2 separate regions of the Homo sapiens genome follow, and region 1 is linked to region 2. Evidence: chromatin loops called from intact Hi-C (ENCODE). Cell type or tissue: endothelial cell of umbilical vein. All regions are shown on one strand.

What was found. Hi-C counts contacts between places; a loop is a spot of excess contacts. Peaks named below come from ENCODE experiments on the same cell type or tissue, not always from the same donor. Only the 100,000 strongest peaks of a DNase experiment are listed, where the experiment ranks them.
Region 1: it touches region 2 in a loop (13-fold over the local background); 43 of 110 quality-filtered maps call a loop at or near these places.

Annotation. Positions count from the first base shown.
Region 1 is chr13:43,301,800-43,304,299 of GRCh38, reverse strand. All of the region lies in intron 11 of ENOX1 (ecto-NOX disulfide-thiol exchanger 1), which reads left to right. Among named protein-coding and RNA genes, the nearest start is that of ENOX1-AS2, 150 kb to the left of the region's middle. RefSeq lists an enhancer at 794-1,023. In endothelial cell of umbilical vein, a CTCF peak has its summit at 1,108 (motif pointing left); a DNase peak (open chromatin) is centred at 1,119.
Region 2 is chr13:43,803,720-43,806,219 of GRCh38, reverse strand. No RefSeq gene overlaps it. Among named protein-coding and RNA genes, the nearest start is that of ENOX1, 18 kb to the right of the region's middle. In endothelial cell of umbilical vein, a CTCF peak has its summit at 1,532 (motif pointing right); a DNase peak (open chromatin) is centred at 1,549; H3K27ac peaks cover 272 bases.

The DNA.
Region 1 (2,500 bases), 500 kb after region 2:
ATGGTGAAAGGATACTGTGTAAAGAATATGCTTACCTCAGTGCCTGGCACATAAAAATCATTAGCTGTCACTACCACTGTTGCTATTCCCATTACTGCTACTGTTATTTGAAGAAAGCAGAATAGTGACTGTGCCTTTTGCCCAAATCTTCCATAGGAGATAGCCAGGGCACGGGGCAAGCTGAGCTCATGGGACCTGGGCACAGGGATGCAACAGGGCTGCCTTCCCAGGTGCAGAACATGGAGTCGGGGCTCATACAAAAGGAGATCAAGGAATAAAACCAGAATGACAAGCCAAGCATGTGGTTCTTTCAGAAGCATTTCTCCAAACAAGCCAACCACAACCCCAGTTTAGGAATCGGGATAGAATGAGCAGCGGTCTGAGCAGTGGCTCTCAAAGTGTGGTCTCTGCACCAGCAGCATCAGCACCACCTGGGGGACTTGGAAGAATGCTAATTCTTGGGCTTCCTCCCAGACAAACTGAACTGGAAACTGAGGGTAGGGCCCAGAAAAGTGTGTTTTAATATGCCCGCCAGGAGCTTGTAATGCAGGCCAATGTTTGGAGAACACTGGGTTAGAGTAACACCAGCTGCTGTATAAAGATGGCCTAACCAAAAAAAAAAGTGTTACTTTTTGGGCACACAACAGTCCAAGGCAGATATTCTGGGCCTGTGGGCACCTTTCCTCCATGTGGTGACTCAGAGACCCAAGCCTATTCCAGCAGCAGGCAGAGACTGAGGGACTGTGCAGAAGGCATCCTCACTCCCCCTCACACTCCATTGATGAGACTGCTCACATGGCACCCTCTAGGGCAGTCACCTCTCAGGAGCAACACTGCTCTATACAAAGAGAAGCATGAGTTTGAGTACACAGCGTGATAATGTCTCTGCCACAGAATAGCTTCTAAAGGCCTCAAGGCACCTCACAAGAAGATTCAGAATGCAGAGAAGCAGATAGAAGCTGGAGAGAGTCCCTGTCACTGGGCCATAACTACAGCTCCCTTTCCTAGTGGAGCAGGAGGCAGGATCGTGGCTGAGGAGGCAGCCGTTGAAGGCACACAGATATTGTGGTGACATTTGCCAGGCCAGCCTGCCTCTGCCCTCCTGTGTTCAGGGGCTATCGGTACAACTGCCTTCCTGGGTAGCAGCCAATGAAATTCTTGAAAAAGACTTTCTTTGCATGTGGGAAGGAAATCTACAGTTCAGCAGCGTCCTTCCAGCATTTCAGGAGGACATCTGGCAAAGTGGAGGGGGAATGTTAAACACAGAGTTCCCCAAACACACAAAGACTAAGAGTTCTGGAGAAACACAGATATTGTTAGAAACGATATGTTAAAATGTTTTATTATTTAGTTACATCTTGCCTGAGCATGAAAAAGATATTAACAGACTGTCAGCTTACTGGGACATAACCCAAAACAACTTACATTTTTCATATATTGCTAACTATTTTTCTGAGGCTGGCTCAGGCTGGTAAAAGAGATTTCAAGGCTTTCTCCAGATTATTTACTTAAAGAAGTTAAGCATGGCATTATCTGTTCCCATGGAAACACAGTAAGACAGGAGACAGAAGAGGAGGTCACTTTGACCATAATTAATATAAAGAATAATGGTTTATATAGAATCTAGTAAAGAATATAACAAGATGCCGCAATACCTTTAAGCCTTTTCTTCAGCAGTGCCGTTCAACCTTTGGATTGATTTTCATACATTAGTGTCACTTTGGTCATTTTTTAGTCTAGTGCTAAGTTTTGAAGTATAACAATCTTGCCTAGCAAAATTTTTCCAATTTTATTATTTCATTTTTGATCCAATCAGAAAATTCCAGTATTCAGAATTTTTCTAAATTACTGAGTAACTAGAAATGGGTGACTGTGCTGGCCTTAAGCTTCTTGTGAATGCTACAGCTCCTCACCATGTTTTCTTAATAAATACATAAATGGGTGGCTGGTGAATTAATTGATGGTAATCCAGAGGCACCACTAGATTCAGCAGTGCCTTTAAAATCACCAACAAAATATTTAATCACATTCAGTCCGGTTGACATTTAAGGTGTCTAATTCTATTCTTTTTTTATTATCGGAAATTGGTAATCCACATGGGGTGTCTCTTACATATTCCATTTATTGGCACTCGGTGCACTCCTTAGGAATTCCTACCGAAAGATGCACACTGTACTTTTTTTTTTTTTAATCCTTATACTTATTTGGATAGTGGATTCATTGTGCAGTCTCATAAGGTAAATTTTATTATGGAAGCTTGATGACACATTTTTTCAAAACTCTTTAATTTAGTACAGTATTCCAGAAAGAAAGAAAGAGAAGAGAGAGAAATAAAAAGTTTCCCTTTCCAATTTCTGAATTTTTAATATACTGAGAAGTTATATTAAGTCAGAAATTATTAGGATTTTTTTTCTGTTAGCGCTCTGGCCCAAGAAACATAATATAGCCTCTTCCAGGCAGCCTTGTCTGAGGAATAGATTCAGGGCTGCAGTATGACACT
Region 2 (2,500 bases):
AAAAAAAAAAAAAAAAAAAAAAAAAAAAAAAAAAAAAATGGGATAAATGAAAGGAATCAGAGAATTGGTAGTGAAAGAGAGAGGAGGTGCCCACAGCAGGAGGTGGAGTATCAAGAGGAAGGGGAGGGTATATGCAGAAGACAGTAGGAGACAGCAAACATGTTCTGCCTGCTTCACAGTCTTCTGGGGACTGTCTTTGCAGGGGTAATCCTGGAGTTTCCCTAGAGCTGCGGCTTACCAAGCCTGGCTGTACATTGGTGCAGCCTGAGGAGGTACTCAGTGAATCGCAATCACTGAGATGGGACCCAGGAAGCAGAACTTTTCAAAGTGCCACAACTGGCGCTGATGTGCAGGGCTACATGGCTCTAGAACTAGTCCTTGCTGGAAAGGCCTGGGATAAAGCATCGTAAGTCTTCCCACTGGCAGTTTGATCTTCGGTCCCATGGAGGCTACAAAAGTAAGAATCCTAAGATTCTGGTCAGTGGTTATCAGCCTCCAAAATGCATAAGAATAGCTTGTTCGAATGAGAATACATGGACACAGGGAGGGGAACATCGCATACCGGTGGGGGGTGGGGGGTGGGGGGTGTTTGGTGGGGGGTGGGGGGCGGGAGAGCATTAGGACAAATATCTAATGCATGGAAGGCTTAAAACCTAGATGATGGGTTGATGGATGAAGCAAACCACCATGGCATATGTATACCTATGTAACAAACCTGCACATTCTGCACATGTATCCCAGAACTTAAAGTAATAATAATAAAAAAGAATAGACTGTTTGATGCAGATTCCTGGATGCCAGACCAGAGGTTTATGATTCAGCATCTCTTGGGTTCAGGCCAGGAACATGCAGCTTCAACAAACTCCCCAGGTGAAACCGATGCAGATCATCCAAGGAACACAAACACTGTACTGAGGCGTTACCAGAGGGTGAATCACAAACCATCTTCCTGAGTGAATTGACAAAGACTGAGTCAGATGAGCCAGGGCACTGAGTTCTCCTTTGGAGAGGATTGGGTACAGCACACTCAGCCCCCTCTTTTCCACCATGCTGGAAGGATAGAATGATCATTTGTACACACTACATAGGGCACAGCCTCCTCGCTAGGAAAAGTGGTTCTCTTTTCCTCCTCTTTTTTGTAAAGAGGGAAATATGTTAGCCTCTGGGACGGATCAGACAGCTTGGGAAGAAGAGTTGTCAGCTGAGCAGAGAAAGTGCATCATTTCACAAACCTGTGACAGTTTCTCTCAAGTTTTACTGGGTGATGCGTCTCTGCAGGGGAGTTTAACTTTCTTCTTCAAAAGGTTTTGCAAAATATTGAGATAACATTTATTTGAAGGTAATTATTTTGTTTTTCCTGAATATTTCTGTTAACACCAATAATAAAGTGATTTAGAATGTATTCATAAAGAAATAAACATAGCCACTCAATTATTTTTAGGTAGCTTGAAATCTTCATAACAAGTAACAGATGTCCTTTCTTATTTACGTATTCAATATACATAATAGCTATGATCATCCGCAAGACCTATAACAAAGAGAAAATTAAAGCCCAGCAGATGGCAGTGTTTGCTACTTTTTACAAATTAATTCAGTGAGGAATGATTCCCCTTACCCCGAAATATATTTGTTTTCAGATTAGTATAAATCTTGTTTCAATTTTTAAAAAAACATTACTTGTAAGGAGCCCAGTCATTTTGTCCTTTTCTGAGCCCACATTGAGTGATTCTGTCACAATTTATTAAATAAGAAAAGTATTTTAAGGGTTATTAATCTTGTCTGAGAGTAGAAAGCATTTAACTTGATCCTTTTCTTTCAGTGTTCCTGGAACTGCTGTTTTTCTCCTCCCCCACTAACCCCCATATACATTGCAGATGCCATTTCCTCAAAAAAGATGGAAGTTAAAAATCAACTTCAGGCCAGAAATACATTTGTGTTTAAATGAAACTGTATTGGGATTACACCTAGCTGTTCACTAATATTATTTTTTAAACATTATAATACATTTATGAACAAATACTTTATTGTATCTTTTGACATGAGAACTAATATATAATAGATGTTGGTAGGTCACTGAAATTAGAAGGGACACAGATATGGGCTTTGGCGTTCCAGTCTCAGCTCTAATCATGTAACCCTGGGTATGGTAATTAACTTTTCTGAGCATCAATTTTATAATGTGTATACTTGTGATAATAATGCCTACTCCATAGGGTATTACAAAAATAAAATTAGATAATGTATAGCATCCAGTACAACGCATGATAGATACTAGGTGGTACTCAATAAATGGTATCTGGTTTGGGTTTTGTTTGTTTTGTTTTGAGACAGGCTTTCACTCTGTCACCTGGGCTGGAGTGCGGTGGTGCAATCACATCTTGACTTCCCAGCTCAGGGGATTCTCCCACTTTAGCCTCCCAGGTAGCTGGGACTACAGGTGCCTGCCACCACACTCAGCTAATTTTTTTGTATTTTTTTGTAGAGGTGGGTTTTTGCCATG